2 separate regions of the Homo sapiens genome follow, and region 2 is linked to region 1. Evidence: read pairs that join two places in POLR2A ChIA-PET (ENCODE). Cell type or tissue: OCI-LY7. All regions are shown on one strand. Each heading gives the region's core, and the rest is flanking DNA. Links, peaks and the distances in the headings are about the cores only. Region 1 has its middle 8.6 kb from the start of RNU5E-1. Region 2 overlaps CLCN6 (chloride voltage-gated channel 6).

What was found. ChIA-PET counts read pairs that join two places held together with the same protein. Peaks named below come from ENCODE experiments on the same cell type or tissue, not always from the same donor. Only the 100,000 strongest peaks of a DNase experiment are listed, where the experiment ranks them.
Region 2: POLR2A ChIA-PET joins it to region 1 with 5 read pairs; 33 of 35 experiments call an interaction of 5 or more read pairs at or near these places.

Annotation. Positions count from the first base shown.
Region 1 is chr1:11,895,035-11,904,091 of GRCh38, reverse strand. No RefSeq gene overlaps it. Among named protein-coding and RNA genes, the nearest start is that of RNU5E-1, 8.6 kb to the left of the region's middle. RefSeq lists an enhancer at 4,703-5,254. In OCI-LY7, for the core only: no CTCF peak of the experiment used is centred there; a DNase peak (open chromatin) is centred at 3,431; H3K4me3 peaks cover 264 bases; H3K27ac peaks cover 580 bases.
Region 2 is chr1:11,811,313-11,820,369 of GRCh38, reverse strand. It overlaps CLCN6 (chloride voltage-gated channel 6), which reads right to left. Exons shown (of 23, transcript NM_001286.5): 3 at 4,459-4,524; 4 at 3,690-3,755; 5 at 816-882. Among named protein-coding and RNA genes, the nearest start is that of CLCN6, 9.6 kb to the right of the region's middle. In OCI-LY7, for the core only: no CTCF peak of the experiment used is centred there; a DNase peak (open chromatin) is centred at 5,139; H3K4me3 peaks cover 2,980 bases; H3K27ac peaks cover 4,672 bases.

The DNA.
Region 1 (9,057 bases), core at 373-8,372:
CAGGTTCAAGCGTTTCGTGTGCCTCAGCCTCCTGAGTAGCTGGGATTACAGGTGTGCACCACCATGCCTGGCTAGTTTTTCTATTTTTAGTAGAAATGGGGTTTTGTCCTGTTGGCCAGGCTGGTTGCAAACTCCTGACCTCAGGTGACCCACCCACCTTGGCCTTCCAAAGTGCTGGGATTACAGGTGTGAACCACTGCTCCTGGGCCATTGCTAGATTTTTGGATGTTAATTATTTGCATTCCTGAGATAAGGCCCATTTAAGTCATAATACATTTTTCTTTATAATTTGATTTTTCCTTTTTCTTTTTTTTGAGACAGAGTCTTGTTCCGTCACCAAGGCTGGAGTGCAGTGGCACAATCTCAGCTCACGGCAGCCTCAACCTCCCAGGCTCAAGCAATCCTTCCACCTCAGCCCCCTAAGTAGCTGGGACTACAGGCATGCAGCACCACACCCGGCTAAGATTTTTCCTTTTTGAAAATGAAAAATGCAAGACTCAAAGATCAAAACTATGTAAAAACATATATTCAGAGAAGTCCCACTCCTGTCCCTAGCCCCTTCGCCCAGTTTCCACTCATCCCCATTTTCAATAGTTTCTTTATTTAAAGAAAATTTGTTTACATTTTGTTATTTGTAATAGAGATGGGGTCTCACTATGTTGCCCAGGCTGGTCTCTAACTCCTGGGCTTAAGTGATCCTCCCAACTCCCAAAGTGCTGGGATTTCAGGTGTGAGCCACTGCACCCAACACATTTTCAATAGTTTCTAGTTTAAATTTTCTGTGTGTGTGTGTGTGTGTGTGTGTGTGTTTTGTAACAATAACCACACACATATAGTTTATTTCTTCTTCCTTTTTTTTTTTTCTTTTTTTGAGACAGGGTCTTACTCTGTCACCCAGGCAGGAGTATAGTGGTGTGATCTTGGCTCACCGCAACCTCCGCCTCCTGGATTCAAACATTTCTCCTGCCTCAGCCTCCTGAGTAGCTGGGATTATAGGTGCCCGCCACCACACGTGGCTAATTTTTGTATTTTTAGTAGAGGCGGGGTTTCACCATGTTGGCCAGACTGGTCTCGAGATCCTGACCTCAGGTGATCCACCTGCCTGGGCCTCCCAGAGTGCTGGGATTACAGGCATGAGCCACCACGCCTGGCACACACTTTTTTTTTTTTCTTTTGAGACGGAGTCTCGCTCTGTTCCCCAGGCTGTAGTGCATTGGCAAGATCTTGGCTTACTGCAACCTTCAACCCGCTGGGTTCAAGCAATTCTCCTGCCTCAGCCTCCTGAGTAGCTGGGATTACAGATGTGTGCCATCATGCCTGGGGAATTTTTGTATTTTTAGTAGAGACAGGGTTTCACCATGTTGGCCAGGCTGGTCTCAAACTCCTGACCGCAAGTGATCTGCCCGCCTCAGCCTCCCAAAGTGCTCGGTTTACAGGCATGAGCCACCATGCCTGGCCTGAAACTTCTACTTTTAAAAGTAGAGCTTCAAATCCAGCTCCATAGAGCATGGAATTGCGGAATCAGGGTACTTGAATAAAGTCTGAATCTCAGCCAAAGCCAGGGAGATTTGAAACCCAAGAGAAAATGCCAGGAAGCCCCGCTAGCTCTGATGAGGTCAGACGAGTGAAAGCTGTTCCTGCGGGTACCAAAGCTCAGAATGTTGGCAAAGCAGCATGGATTGTGGGAGGCTTGCCTTGGGTCCCATCTGTGGGTCACCAAAATGTCAACCTAAAATCATCAAAAGGGTTAGAATCTAATTTAAAGAGTGTTTATTCAAGCACAAAGTGTGAGGATGGACAATTCGGAAACACCAACTCCAAAGGAATGGTCAGCGTTCTAAAGTAGACAGAGACAGGGGAGTTTTTAGCAGGATTATAGCATTTTTCTTTTTCTTTTCTTTTCTTTTTTCTTTCTTTCTTTCTTTTTTTTTTTTTTTTTGAGACGGAGTCTCGCTCTGTCACCCAGGCTGGAGTACAGTGGTGTGATCTCGGCTCACTGCAACCTCCACCTCTCGGGTTCAAGTGATTCTCCTGCCTCAGCCTCCCAAGTAGCTGGGATTACAGGCACCCGCCACCACGCCCGGCTAATTTTTGAATTTTTAGTAGAGACGGGGTTTCACCATGTTGGTCAGGCTGGTCTCAAACTCCTGACCTCGTGATCCACCCACCTCGGCCTCCCAAAGTGCTGAGATTACAGGTGTGAAGCACTGCACCTGGCCATTCTTTTTTTTTTTTTTTTTTTGGCAGAGTCTCACTCTGTCACCCAGGTTGGAGTGCAGTGGTGTGATCTCGGCTCACTGCAACCTGCATCTCCTGAGTTCAAGAGATTCTCCTGCCTCAGCCTCTTGAGTAGCCACCACGCCCGGCTCATTTTTGTGTTTTTAGTAGAGATGGGGTTTCACCATGTTGGCCAGGCTGGTGTCGAATTCCTGACCTCAGGTGATCCTCCCGCCTCGGCCTTCCAGCACAGCTATAGGCGTGAGTCACTGTGCCCAGCCTCTTTTTTTTTTTTGAGATGGAGTTCGCTCTGTCACCCAGGCTGGAGTGCAGTGGTGTGATCATAGCTCACTGGAGCCTCAACTTCGCTGGCTCAGGTGATTCTCCCACCACAGCCTCCTGAGTAGCTGGGACTAGAGGCACTCATGCCACCATACTGGCTAATTTTTTGTATTTTTTGCAGAGACGGGGTTTTTCCATGTTGCCCAGGCTGGTCTTGAACCCCTGGGCTCAAGCCATCCGCTAGCCTCGGCCTCCTGAAGTGCTGGGATTACAGGTGTGAGCCACCATGCCGAGCCTTTAAAAAGTTACCGTAAATATATTTGACATTTTGAAATTCTGTGTGTCAAAAATAATCAAGCAAAAAGGTGAGCCTCCCACCAGAATCATACTTGCAATACACCAAAGGGTTAACAATTGTACTATATCAAAAAGCCTTACAAATTAATGAGATAAAGCTGGGTGCGGTGGCTCACGCTTGTAATCCCAGACCTTTGGGAGTCTGAAGAGGGCAGATGGCTTCAGCCCAGGAGTTCAAGACCAACCTGGGCAATGTGGTGAAACCCTGTATCTAAGAAAAAAAAAAAAAGAAAAATTAATGGGATCAATACTAAACTGCAATAGAAAATCATTGATAGTAGAGAGAAAAATTTTCCAGAAGAAATGTACATGTCTAATAAATATGTGAAAACCTGTTTGGTCTTACTAGTAATCAGAGGACTCCAAATACAAGCAACTCTGTATGTCACGTCCCATCTATTACATTAGCAAATACTTTTAAAATATAAAATTCAGAGGCAGCCATGTTACAGTGAAACAGGAACGCAGATGCCACAGGTAGAAATAGGAACTGGCCCAATCTTACTAAAATGTCACTTGATGATATGTATCAAGAGCCCTAAAAAAAGTGTTTTTTGAGACACAGTTTCTCTCTGTTGCCCAGGTGGGAGTGCAGTGGTGCGATCTTGGCTCACTGCAGCTTCTGCCTCCAAGGTTCAAGCAGTTCTCGTGCCTCCGTCTCCTGAGTAGCTGAGACTGCAGGTGTGTGCCACCATGCCTGGCTAATTTTTGTATTTTTAGTAGAGACAGGGTTTCACCATGTTGCTCAGACTGGTCTTGAACTCCTGGCCCCAAGTGATCCACCCACCTCAGCCTCCCAAAGTACTAGGATTACAGGTGTGAGCCACCGCGCCCAGCCTAACAAAAGTATTTTAACAGTTAATATATGTCAAGCCAATAATTTCACATGTGGGAATACATCCTAAGGAAACAGAAATGTACAAAAATGTGTGCAAAGAAACACACTTTTTTTTTTTTTTGAGACAGAGTCTCATTCTGTCGCTCAGGATGGAGTACAGTAGTACAATCTCAGCTCAACCTCCACCTCCTGGGTTCAAGTGATTCTCCTGCCTCAGCCTCCTGAGTAGCTGGGATTACAGGCATTCGCCACCACGCCCGGTGAAATTTTTTTTTTTTTGAGACAGAGTCTTGCTCTGTTGTCCAGGCTAGAGTGCAGTGGCACTATCTCGGCTCACTGCAACCTCCACCTCCCAGGTTCAAGCGATTCTCCTGCCTCAGTCTCCTGAGTAGCTAGGATTACAGGCACCAGCCACCATGCCCGGCTCATTTTTTTGTATTTTTAGTAGAGACAGGGTTTCACCGTGTTAGCCAGGATGGTCTTGATCTCCTGACCCCGTGATCCACCCACCTCAGCCTCCCAAAGTGCTGGAATTACAGGCGTGAGCCACAGGGCCTGGCCAACAGTAATTTTTATAATCAGAAGAATAAAAGAACAATGATATTGAAAAGAGAGGGAAAGAGAGAGAGGGAAGGGGAGAGATGCAGAGCTTACAAACAAGGGCATCTGACTGGGGAGGGGTCAGGAGCTGAGAGGGGAAGATAAGGGCCCAGAAGTGGAAGGGGGTCTTGCTAAGGCCCATTACATGATGTCACCTGGGCCCTTGGGGGCTGCAGTTTGCAGTAGCTCAGGAGGGCATGCCTCAGCCCTGGGGCCCCACCCCTATTCTCCCGGCTCTCTTCTCTCTTGCACCATCTCTCCCCATTTCCAAGGAAGGTGGCTGCCCCTGCCAGATGCAGACGCATTGCACCGACCTCATTGTCTAGCTTTAACTAACTTGAAAGCAAGGGATAGGAGGGAGGAAAGGAACAGAGTCCCCTAGGAATGTTAGAGGCAGGGGGATGGGAAATTCTGCAGCCCAGCTGAGAGTGGGAGCCCGTTGGTTTGGAGGGGATAAAGCATAAGACCAAAGTACAAATAATGATCCGATGGGCCAGCCTGTGATGCCTGCTCAGAGGCACTAGAGTGGTCCCAGAGAAAGCGCTAGAGACAATTTTAGGAGACAGAAAGCAGGATTTGATCACCCAAGGACAGAATCTGAGGCAAGGAAGAGCTGGGGGGCTCTGTGCCGGTCTGAGCCCTTGAAACAAATCCTACATAGGGGATTGCTACGGGGCTAGCGGTCTCAGGGACTCCAGGGCTGAGTCCTGGCCGTGAACCCCGCGGGCGCCCGCATTTCAGCACCGGGGACAGGGGCCGACCTCGGATCCAGGTGGGTCCTCAGATCCACTGGCGGCTCCGTAGCTCCACTAGTTCCTGGCCCCCTCCCTGGCCAATCTCAGCCCGGGCAGTTCCCTTGGAGACCTCCGTGGCCCCTCCATCCTGGACCCCCCTGGTGCCCGTGCTGCGGCTCCCGAGCACTTGGCAGGTGATGCGACCCGCGGAGCCAACCTGGAGCGCCCTCGGGTCCCGGCAGCCAAGATGGGCTCTGCGATCTGGGGTAGGGGCAGGAGAAGACCTAGTCTCCCCACCGCCCCCCACGTTTGTCTCAGCTTGGACAGAGTCTTGCCCTCCGGGGATGGCGCAAAAAGGAAAACCCCGAGGTGAGAGCAGGGAGGCAGCCAGAGGCACTCTAAGGAGAAGCCGGGGCCAGCACAGGTGCGGGACGTTGTCCCTGCCCGCCCAAGCGCATGGCCCTTCCAGAGACACCCCCTTTCTCAAGCGCAGCCCCGACCAGCCGCTCCCCGCCCCTCCCCACGCCCTGACCCCGCCAGCTTCCATCGCCCCAGGGCACTGGGAGCCAGAACATGGACCAGGGCAACCCAGATCCCCGAGTCAGCCCTCCCATGGCCCAGCGGCTCCAGAAATTCGATACAGCCCCCCCCACCCACCCCAGGCGACTTCTAAATCGCCGGCAGAATTCAAGTCTCTGGCCTGAACTGTGCCCGGCTGGGCCTCGGCCCTCCCACCGCTCCATGGGGGCTTTTGCGGTGCTCCGTCTAGCGCTTTGCCTCTGCCAGGCTTAGGCGTCTGGGCATCCCGGAGAAGGCGGCTTCCTATCCCGCCTCTGCGTCCCCACTCCCTGTCCCCAGGCCATCTCCCACCCACTAGCCCGGTTAGTGCTCTGCCATCCAGGTGGATAGAGCGGGCCAAACACAGGCCTCGGGAATTTACATCATTTCACCTTGGCTTGGGAGTGCACGATGTGACTCCGCAATAGATTTACTTTCCTTTTTTTTCTTTTCTTTTCTTTCTTTTTTTTTTTTTTTGAGACGGAGCCTCGCTCTGTCGCCCAGGCTGGAGTGCCGTGGCGCGATCTCAGCTCACTGTAACCTCTGCTTCCCGGGTTCACGCCATTCTCCTGCCTCAGCCTCCCGAGTAGCTGGGACTACTGGCGCCCACCACCACGCCCGGCTAATTTTTTTGTATTTTTAGTAGAGACGGGGTTTCACCGTGTTAGCCAGGATGGTCTCGATCTCCTGACCTCGTGATCCACCCGCCTCGGCCTCCCAAAGTGCTGGGATTACAGGCATGAGCCACCGCGCCCGGCCTTGAGACAATTTTTTTTTTTTTTTTAAGGCTAGTGAAGGAAAGCAGGGAATGGAGAGGGAACAAAGAAATCTGCAACTGCTTGTGATTGAAAGAAAAGCTCTTGCTGTTTTTGGTCTAAAATCATCTATTTTACCTATATTTAAAGGAAATTTTAGCTGGATATGGAATTCTGCATTCACAGGGTTTTTATTCTTTTGGCAGTTTAAAGTAAGTGGATATATTCAATTATCTTCTTGTCTCTGTTATTTCTGATAAAGTTAGACATCAGTCTATATTCAAATTTCCCTACTTGTTTATGAAACGACCTGTTAGAATTGATTAATTCAAATCAGCGTCCTAAAACGATCCTCACAGTGCATTTGGTAATTATATCATTTCAGCCTTCTTTAATCTGAACGACTCTTATTCCCCATCACCTTGTGTGTGTGTGTGTCGGGGGGAGGGGGGGCACTGAAGACTTTTGAAGGACTGGATCAGTTACCTATCCTATGGAATATCCCTCATCCTGAATTTGATCTGATTTGCAGAATTTCTTCCTGCAAATTTAATTTCTTCCTATGCCCTCTGAACTTCCTTTAAACTAGATGTCAGATCGGCAACCCTGATTAGATTCCATTTGTCATTTTTTAATTTTATTTGTTTGACATTAAATATCTCAAACAACAGCCCTTCATCTACCTTATAGGGCTAGCAAAGCATTAGATGATCATGAAGCATTTCTCAGCACCTGGCTTTTTTTTTTTTTTTTTTTTTTTTTTTTTTTTTTTTGAGATGGAGTCTTGCTCTGTCACCCAGGCTGGAATGCAGTGGCACGATCTTGGCTCACTGCAAGCTCCACCTCCGGGTTCATGCCATTCTCCTGCCTCAGCCTTCCAAGTAGCTGGGACTACAAGCTCCCGCCACGACACCCAGCTAATTTTGTGTATTTTTAGTAGAGATGGGGTTTCACTGTGTTAGCCAGGATGGTCTCGATCTCCTGACCTCATGATCTACCCGCCTCAGCCTCCCGAAGTGCTGGGATTACAGGTGTTAGCCACCGTACCTGGCCTAGCACCTTGCTTTTTTTTCTTGAGATAGGGTTGCACTATGTTGCCCAGGTTGGCCTCAAACTCTCGAACTCCTGGGCTCAAGCGATCCTCCCTCCTCAGCCTCCTGAGTAGCTGGGACCGCAGGCATGTGCCACCACGCCCGGCATTGCTACTGTCACTTGGTCAGTTATGCCAGTGGTGACAGATTGGCAGCCTGCTGGTTGAATCCAGACTGCAGATGTGTCTGATCTTGTTTTTAATTAATAAAATGAAACCCTTAAAAAGCTGGAGGGTTTGTAAATTTCTTTTTTTTTTTTTTTTTTTTTTTTTTTTTTTTTTTGAGACGGAGTCTTGCTCTGTCGCCCAGGCTGGAGTGCAGTGGCGGGATCTCGGCTCACTGCAACCTCTGCCTCCCAGGTTCAAGCAATTCCTCTGCCTCACCCTTCCAAGTAGCTGGATTACAGGCATGCACCACCATACCTGGCTAATTTTATATTTTTAGTAGAGATGTTGGTCAGGCTGGTTTCGAACCCCTGACCTCAGGTGATCCTCCTGTCTCCGTCTTCCAAAGTGCTGGAATTACAGGCGTGAGCCACTGTGCCCGGATGCTCTTTTTCTTTCTCTTTTTTTCTTTTATTTCTTTTTGTTTGTTTGTTTGTTTCGAGATGGAGTCTCACTCTGTTGCCAGGCTGGAGTTCAGTGGCACGATTTCAGCTCACTGCAACCTCTGCCTCCCGGGTTCAAGTGATTCTCTTGCCTCAGCCTCCTGAGTAGCTGGGATTACAGGCACGCACCACTACGCCCGGCTAATTTTTGTATTTTTAGTAGAGATGGGGTTTTACCATGTTGGTCAGGCTGGTCTTGAACTCCTGACCTCATGATCTGCCCGCCTCGGCCTCCCAAAGTTCTGAAATTACAGGCATGAGCCACCGTGCCCGGCTTAAAATTTTTTTTTAGAGATTACGTCTTGGGTTTTGCTGTGTTGCCCAGGCTGCTCTCCACCTCCTGTCCTCAAGCAAGCCTCTGGCCTCAGCCTCCCAAAGTGCTAGGATTACAGGCATGAGCCACTGCACAGGGCCTGAAATTTTTAATTTTATATAAATTTTTAATTTTATATTTTTAATTTTCAATTATATATATTATATATATATTTTTTAGTGTAATAAGCATATGTCCCAGCCACCAATCAGAATTAACACATGCTGTTATTCTGCCTGTGCCCGGGGGAAACTGAGGCTCAGAGAAGGTGAGTAACTTGCTCGAGATCACACTGCTGATCAGTGATCACCAGATAAGGCAGTCTGGCTCTGGAAGTGGCTTGCTTCATCCGTCCCTGATGCTTCTCCCTTCGTGGCCTACACAGGAGAAGGTGTCAGCAGGACTGGGTCCTGGGGACTTCTATGCAGACAGAGGACTGGGGGACACTGATGCCTCACTCTGGGTATAAACTTCCCTCCCTTCCTCCCTCATAGGTCACGGCCAGGGTCAATGAGACCATGCCTTCAGTGTGCTGGGCAGAGGATTTGACACATAGCACACACTTGATCTATGTGAGCTGTGGGGACAGCCCTGGATTGCCTCTTTTCCTCCCCAGAGATGAACTGCCTGCCCCTGCCAGGTTCCTGGGGTCAGGGTGAGCCCTGTCCCTGTCTCCCCATCACTGGAGGCTGTGCCAGCAGCAAG
Region 2 (9,057 bases), core at 249-8,248, 84 kb after region 1:
GAATTTATCTTATTTATAGTATGAAATAGGAATATAACTATTTTTCCATATGGATCACCCATGTCCCAGCATCATTTTTTTTAAGACAGGGTCTTGCTATGCTGCCCAGGCACAGTCATGGTGCATTACAGCCTCAAACTCCTGGGCTCACCTCCTAAGTAGCTGGGACTACAGAGATGTGTATCTTTTATTTATTAAATAACACAGCGTCTTTTATTAAATCATTCATCACTCCCTCACTGATTTGTAATATTAACTGTCATTCACCAAAGTTCCATGTATGTGAGGACCAGCTTCTGCTTCTCTATCATTTTCCACTGTCTAGGTATTCCTGCACCAATATGACCAATTTCAATGACTGTATCTTAAATTTTATGACTTTTTTTTCCCTAACTCCCCAAACTTGTTAATTTTATAAGACTTGATATCTGACAGGGTCAAGTCCACCTTCTTGTCATTTAGAACTATACTGACTGCTTTTGGCCCTTTACTCTTCTACACAAATTTACAAAGAATTTCTGAGTTCCACAACAAATTCTATTGGAATTTTGATTGGAACTACATTAAATTTACAGATTAGGGAGTACAGGCATCTTTGCGGCATCTGTAATCTTATCAACCACAAACATAGGTATATGTCTTTGCTTATTAAAGTCCTTCTTTTGTGTCCTTCAGTGATCATTAGAAATATTAAAGCTGAATAGCTAATAAGCGGCCCTTCTAATACTATGCTTACTGTTAGACCCATTTCTATGTAAGAAAGAATCTTGGTGACCACTGAAGTCCACGAACACCAGGAACCGTGAAAAGGATACATGTCTGTACCACTCCGAACTTGAGTTGGGTGAAGAGTCGCACAAAAAAGTCCACAAAGAGACCCACCTGTGAAGAGCAAGAGATCTGTCACACAGCCTTATTTCCAAGTGTAGCACAAGTATAGTACAGGTGTGCTCCTCTTGAAGGCATCTCCTCCCCCACTGCACATACGGAGGCTGCTCACCAGCCAGCAGTACGTGAATGCACAGCAGAAAAGCGCAGAAGGAGGAGATCCCTTCTCCAGCCCAGTCCCACTGCCCCTCCAAAGAACAAAGGCAGAGAGTACAGCTAAGTTGAGTGAAGCAACGGAAAACAAAGAGGGAAGCAGGTGCAGAAAAAGATGTGAGACCAAGAAAGACTACTGACACAGGGGTGTCTACTCTTTTGGCTTCCCTGGACCACACTGGAAGAAGAATTGTCTTTGGCCACACATAAAATACACTAATGACAGCTGATGAGCTAAGAAAAGAAAAACTCAGAAAAATCTCATAAATGTTTTTAAAAGGTATATGAATCTGTGTTGGGCCATGGGTTGGACAAGCTTGCTTTAAAACACAACATTCATTTAGGTGTATGTGCTTTTTGCATGTTCCTTATTAGCAGGTTCTATTTTGTAAGTCATTATTTTGACTTGAAATCATCTTTTTTTGAGATGGGGTCTTGCTATATTGCCTAGGCTGGCCTTGAACTCCAGGGTTTAAGAGATCCTCCTGCCTCAGCCTCCCAGGTAGCTGGGATTACAGGCACACCCCACTGTGCCAGGCTTGACTTATAACCATCTTATAGTCCATAGTTACTCTGGGTAGAGAAAACAACCAAATTCCAGTATTCCACTCTCCAAAGTGCTCAGGGCTTAAAGGAGAACTAGAAAGACTTCTAATTTTATGGATTCAGGATCAAAGCTTCTTGCCTTTAACTCTGGCCTTCCCTCAAGCCAATGCCTGGAGGCTTTTTGATACTGAAGCCATAAAGTGGCCACACATCAATGGACAAGAGTTGGGAGTGCTATGTCATAAAGGCAGGTGTGCCTTCCTAAAATACAAAGGTAGGAGGTAAAGTTGCTTCAGCTTGAGTAACACTTATCTGAAATGCTTGGGACCAGAAGTGTTTTGGATTTCAGATTTTTTTTTCGAATATCTACATTATACTGATTAAACATCCCAAATCCAAAAATTTGAAATCCAAAATCTGAATGCGCCAATGAGTATTTCCTGAGAATCGTGTCAGCATTCAAAAAGTTTTGGATTTTGGAGCATTTTGGATTTTCTGATAAGGAACACTCAACCTGTAGTACTGACAAGTGGCAGCTCCAAAGAGTTTGATATAAAAGTAGCACAAACACTAACAACTAGAGGCCTAAGGACTATGCTTATTATAGAGAAATCTGCAACCAGAAACATATATAGCAAAATAAATACCCTGAGATTTCTTTTTTTTAATTTTTTTTTTATTTTTAAGGAGACAGGGTCTCCCTACGTTGCCCAGGCTGGTCTCAAACTCCTGGGCTCAAGCAGTCCTCCTGTCTCGGCCTCTCAAAATGCTGGGATTACAGGTGTGAGCCACCGTCCCTGGCCCAACACCCTGAGATTTAAATAAAACAATAAATCAACCCAAGTTTCCCCAAAATGGTATCCATCAGAATATCACTGAAGAGGGCTTCTGAATGCCATCAGTCTTACCTAGTAAGATGTTCCTTTACTTGTGGATTTACTATAGTAAAAATTTGATGCATGCCATGAAAATAAAAATTGTGGTTGGCCCCTGTGGCTATATTATACCGAACACATGTGTACATTTTCTAGGCATATCATGTCAAATTAAGTAGGAGGCTTGTGGCCAGTTCAAGATAAAGGTGGTCAACAGGCTGTTACTGAGGACAGATACCCTATCCCAACACTGTACTGACCGGAATCAGATTTGACATGGATCTTTTTGACTGATGCTGATTTTTCCAGCTTCTCTTCCTCATATTTAACAATGTGAAGTCGGCAGTTTTGGTTCCAGACTTTTTGCTATCCTCATCTTTGGCCATGTTTCCAATCTTGCCTTGTCTTTGATTCACCTGTGAAGTTGCTGCCTCCACCAACTCTGTTCATACGGGCATATCCCTTCACTCACAGCTGCTGGCTCTATCTTCTAGATAACATTAACGACGTACGGGGAGGAGCCCAGGATAGCACCATAAACTCCCTGCATGAGATCAATAGCTATGGTGTGCCACCCTGTTCACTGGCACGCTGTGCTAAATGAAGGGCACGATGTTCACAGTTCCGTACCCACGACTTCGCTTTTTCCCTAAAGAGCGATCTCATGCCTGCCTAGAGTCCTAACCACTCGGGAGGCTGAGGTAGGAGGATCACCCAAGCCCAGAAGGTCGAGGCTGCAGTGAACTGTGATTACGCCACTGTGCTCCAGCCAGGGTGACAAAGCGAGACCCTGTCTCTATTTAAATTAAAAGAAAAAAAAAAGTAACTTTAACTTCCATTATTTACTCTACCCAATGCATTATCTACCCATTAGGGAGACATCTAGTTTACTAGGTAGATTAGAGATTATGATCCATAATCATATCATAAAAGATAAAGTCCTGCCCAAACCTTTGAGCGCTTCAAGAGCACCATTGTCATGTGTCTCGCTTTCATTTCACAAAGCAAAAGCAGGGGAAGTGTGAAAAACTGTGCCAGGATTATTCATTTAAAAAAAAAAAAGGGAAAAAAGAAAAGGCACTCTTGATTATAATGACAAGTGTTATTGCATTATAATGTTATAAATGTTATAATGACAAATGACAATGTTATTCACCAGGCCAGGGCTTTCCCTGTAAGCCCCTCCAGCCCTATGGCCCACCATCCCTCCAGGCCCTGCCTCCTCACCAGGCCAGTGCAGACTCCAATGGCAAACACCACCATCCACTTCACCGCCTCATATCTTCGACCTTTCTGTTCACACAGGAAAAGAATGATTCAGTTTACAGGGTTATGGTGGCAGAGGGGAAGAAATACATCTTGGCCAACCAGTTTTAAGCTAAATTCCACGTGGAGAGCAGGCACAGTAAAGATGATGTTGGGATTTCAGGTGCTTTACAGTGCAAAAATGATGGACTCTTAAGAGGCTGGGCAAGGTGCACTGACAGGGGGAACTCTGGTTGGCAGGATAAAGGCCTAGGGAATAAATGCCAACATAGGCCTACCTTGCAGATAGCATGGGTTTGGTTCTAGACCACCACAATAAAGCAAATATCACAATAAAGTGAGTCACACGAGTGTTTTGGTTACCCAGTGCATATAAAAGTGATGTTTACACTATACTGAGGTCTATAAAGTGTGTAATAGCATTATGCCTACAAAAATGTACCTACCTTAATTAAAAAATACTTTATGGCTAAAAAATGCAAACAAAATGCATGCTATTGGAAAAATGGCACCTTGCTCAACACAGGGTTGCCACCAACCTCCAGTTTGTAAAACCTGCAGTACCTGCGAGGTGAAATAAAGCAAAGCGCATAAAGTGAGGTCTGCCTGTATCGCATGAAAAGGTTCAAAAAACAAGGTGTAAAGATGTTTACTGGGGCCTTTAGAAGAGAAAAAAAATGCCATGTTAAGACTGATTTGATCCCCAGAGATGAAGAATTGTAAGACCCACCTTATTATCCATGGTCTCCAAAACTTCCAGGTAAGGGTCATTGATACAGCGATCATAATCCAAACTCTGAAAAGAGGCAAAGTTGAGTCAAAAGGTCATGTCAGGTGAGAAGACCTGCAAAGGGACAAACCTCTGGGTTCCTGCTACTCAACGTGTGGATGGGCAGAGCAGTGGTACCTGCAGCACCCAGGAGGAGCTGGTTCAAAATGCAGAATCTGGCTGGGTGCGGTGGCTCATGCCTATAATCCCAGCACTTTGGGAGGTCAAGGCAGGTGGATCACCTGAGGTCAGGAGTTCAAGACCAGTCTAGCCAACATGGTGAAACCCTGTCTCTACTAAAAATACAAAATTAGCCAGGCATGGTGGCGCGCACCTGTAGTCCCAGCTACTTTGGAGGCTGAGGCAGGAGAATCACTGGAACCTGGGAGGTGGAGGTTGTGGTGAGCCGAGATCGCACCACTGCACTCCAGCCTGGGTGACACAGCGAGACTCCGTTTCAAAAACAAACACAAAAACAAAATGCAGAATCTTAGACTCCTGCAGCCCTGCAGCCCCAGATGACTCAGATGCACATTAAAATTTGAGTGGTGTTGCTTTAGGTTCATACTTCATGCTTTAGGAGAAGTTTTAAATTACCTATTTTTAAACTTCCTGTTTTGGCAAAATATTTAAAGACCTTCAGCTATCATCAGCCTTATGAAACTTACTCCATTAGATATGAACAAAAGTTTCAGTTAGCCAGAACCAAATTAATTTAGAATGTCAATTAGTTATAATTATCTTTTGTAGTTAGTGTCTATGGAAATGAGGTTAGTCACAAGACAAACTAACATGGAAAGTATTTTTAAAAGCAACTTCCACTTTTTTTTTTTTTTTTTTGAGACGGAGTCTCGCTCTGTCGCCCAGGCTGGAGTGCAGTGGCGCAATCTCAGCTCACTGCAAGCTCCGCCTCCCGGGTTCACACCATTCTCCTGCCTCAGCCTCCTGAGTAGCTGGGACTACAGGCGCCTGCCAACACGCCCGGCTAATTTTTTTGTATTTTTAGTAGAGACGGGATTTCACCGTGTTAGCCAGGATGGTCTCGATCTCCTGACCTCGTGATCCGCCCTCCTCAGCCTCCCAAAGTGCTGGGATTACAGGCATGAGCCACTGCGCCTGGCCAACTTCCACTTTATGTTAGGAAGAGGCACAGATTCAGCTTGGCTCTCGGCTCCTAAAACTTCTACATCTGAAGCAGCATCCTTTACAACATGCATCACAAAACACAGAAATCCTGCAAGCAACTTGCAGGTATGCCACAGACATTTAGAGAAACAATTCAAAGGAAATCATTTTAGTTGTCTTGTTAGAGAAGCAGCAGTCTGGGCTGGGTGCAGTGGCTCACACCTGTAATCCCAGCACTTTGGGAGGCTGAGGCAGGAGGATCACTTGAGGCCAGAAGTTCGAGACCAGCCTAGGCAAGATGGTGAAACCCCATCTCTACTAAAAATACAAGTTAGCTGGGAGTGGTGGAGCACGCCTGTAATCCCAGCTACTCGGGAGGCTAGGGCAGGAGAGCTGCTTGAACCTAGGAGGCGGAGGTTGCAGTGAGCCAGCCAAGATCATGCCACTGCACTCCAGCCTGGGCAACAAAGTGAGACACTCTCAAAAAAAAAAAAAAAAAAGACGCAGCAGTTTGGCAACAAAGAAAAATAATGGTCGGCCATCAGCTCTCCTTCCCACAACCTGTTCCTACCCACATCAGCTGGACATTGGCTGGGTGGCAGCCACACTCCCAGACAATAGTTTCAAGTCAGCCAAACACATGTGATGAGTGACAATTTATTCTATCTATATGACTACCTAGAGTTAGTCCAAATTCTTTTTTTATGAGTCCTGGAGTACCAACAAGTGACTGAGTAAATCAATTATACATCCAAATATAGTAAACTATACACCAATAAAATGATTATAGTTAAGTCTATATAGAAAGATATGGAAAATCTCCAAAAATTATTCAGCAAAAGAGCAAGATGCAATTAAAAAATAAAAATAAAGCAGGATGGAGAATTAAAAGTATAATATCCCTTTTTGATTAAACAAAATTAGGATTATTTGTACGTCAGCATTCATAATGGGAAAACATCCGTGAGGTAGTGCTTAAGGAGATATTTGTTTCTGGGTGTTGTCTGAAATTCTCATAGCACAAATGGTGTGCTTTTTTATATTTTAAAAAATGATCGGCTGGGCGTGATGGCTCACGTCTGTAATTCCAGCAGTTTGGGAGGCCGAGATAGGTGGATCACTTGAGGCCAAGAGTTTGAGACCAGCCCGGCCAACATGGCGAAACCCCGTCTCTACCAAAAATACACAAATTAGGTGGGTGTGGTGGCACACACTTGTAATCCCAGCTACTAGGGTGGCTGAGGCAGGAGAATCGCTTGAACCCAGGAGGCAGAGGCTGCAGTGAGCCGAGATTGTGCTACTGCACTCCAGCCTAGGCGACAGAGTGAGACTCGGTCTCAAAAAAAAAAAAAAAATCTTTTTTACTGATCAGAAAAGAAACACAGTGATGAAAAAAGTACTTTTAGAAACTAGACTCATCCATAAGTGATTAAACATATATGCACCTACATATGTATTGTAGCGGCCAAGAGGAAAAGCTTCCCCTTTCACTCTCTAAAGGTCTGCTGAAAGTGAACCGACAAAAGGCAGATTAATGGGAGCAAAGGCATCCACTTATTTAACATGCATTGCACAGGGGAACTGCAGAATGATTACCCAATAATGCCAGCGAGGTACAGACGCTTCTATACTCTTCTTCACAGGGGAAGGGGAGATAGGGATGTGGGAGGAAATAATTCTTAGTGGGGAATGAATGGATCTGGGAAGCAGATATCATCTTGTGAATGATTCTCTTTGGAAATTGTATGGGACAGTGAACAAACAACGGTTGGGACAGTTTGTCCAGGCTCTAGGTATGTTGTTTGGTCTTCAGTCTCCTCTGTAAGATGAGTTTTAATGTTCCCTGGTTAATGACATTTCAGGAAAGGGATCAAAGACAACTGTGTTCCTCTCTGGTAGGTCCAGTTTCTAGGTAGATAAGGGAACGGCAGAGAAGAGCCTCATCCTGTGCTTTGGGAGAGACAAAGTGTGAGGGTGGAGAGTTCAGCATATCAAAGCACCATATTTCCAGGTATCATTTTCTGAGCCCCAACAATACACACACACACACACACACACACACACACACACACACACACACACAAACATACTTTGTCTTTTTTTTTTTTTGAGCCGTGGTATCTTTTGTTTGCTAATGAGATGAGTGGCGGCTGGGGGCCCTTAGATGGCTTCAGAAAAGGGGCTGGTCACCAGAAAGACCAAGGCAGGATTAGCGGGGTGGGACACCCATCCCTCCAGGGAGGAGACCGAAGCTGAAGGTTAAGCTGATCACCAAGGGCTGGTGATGTAATCAATCATGACTGCATAAAAAAGCTTCCATAAAACTCCAAAATGACAAGGTTCAGAGAGCTTCCAGACAGCTGAACCGTTTGGAGGTTCCTGGAGGGTAGCGTGCCTGGAGAGGGCATGAAAGCTCCGTGCCCCCTCCCACGTTCCTTGAATCTCTCCATCTGGCTGTTCTTCTGTATCCTTTATGATATCCTTTATTAATAAACTAGCAAATGTAAGTAGCATTTCTGTGTTTTCTGACCCGCTCTAGCAAGTTAACCAAACTCAAGGAGGGAGTCCTGTGAACCTTCAATTCACTGCCAGCTGCTGAGAAATGCAGGTGACAACCTACTACTTTTTTTTTTTGAGATGGGGTCTTTCTCTGTCACCCAGCATGGAGTGCAGTGGCATAATCTCGGTTCACTGCAACCTCCAACTCCTGGGCTTAAGCCATCCTCCCACCTCAGCCTCCTGAGTAGTGGGGAAACAACCTCCACATATCGGTGTTAGCAGTGTTCCGCGAGTGGTGCCTGAGAGCAGAGGAGAAACAATACCCTTGCCTTCATCCAAAATATGTATGGAAATTACTGGTCAAGTACTTCATTGATGGTTCCATCTAATAATGATATGGTTCCGTAAACATTTAGAAGGTTTTTAGATATCTAGAATAGGCAAATAGACAGAAAGGAGATCACTGGTTGCCTGGAGTCAGGGGCAAGGAGAACAGGCAGTGGCTGCTAATGAGTGCAGGGTTTCCTCTCAGGTGATGAAAATATTCTAAAATTGACTGTAGGAATTAGCTGGGCGCAGTGGCTCACGTCTGTAATCCCAGCACTTTGGGAGGCCAAGGCGGGCGGATCACCCGAGGCCAGGAGTTCAAGACCAGCCTGACCAACATGGAGAAGCCTCGTCTCTACTAAAAATACAAAATTAGCCGGGTGTGGTGGCAGACGCCTGTAATCCCAGCTACTTGGGAGGCTGAGGCAGGAGAATCACTTGAACCCGGGAGGCAGAGGTTGCAGTGAGCTGAGATCACAACATTGCACTCTTGCCTGGGCAACAAGAGCGAAACTCCGTCTCAAAAAAAAAAAAAAATTGACTGTAGGAATGGTTGTACAACTCTGTGAATATACTAATTTTTAAAACCCCATTGAATTGTACACTCTA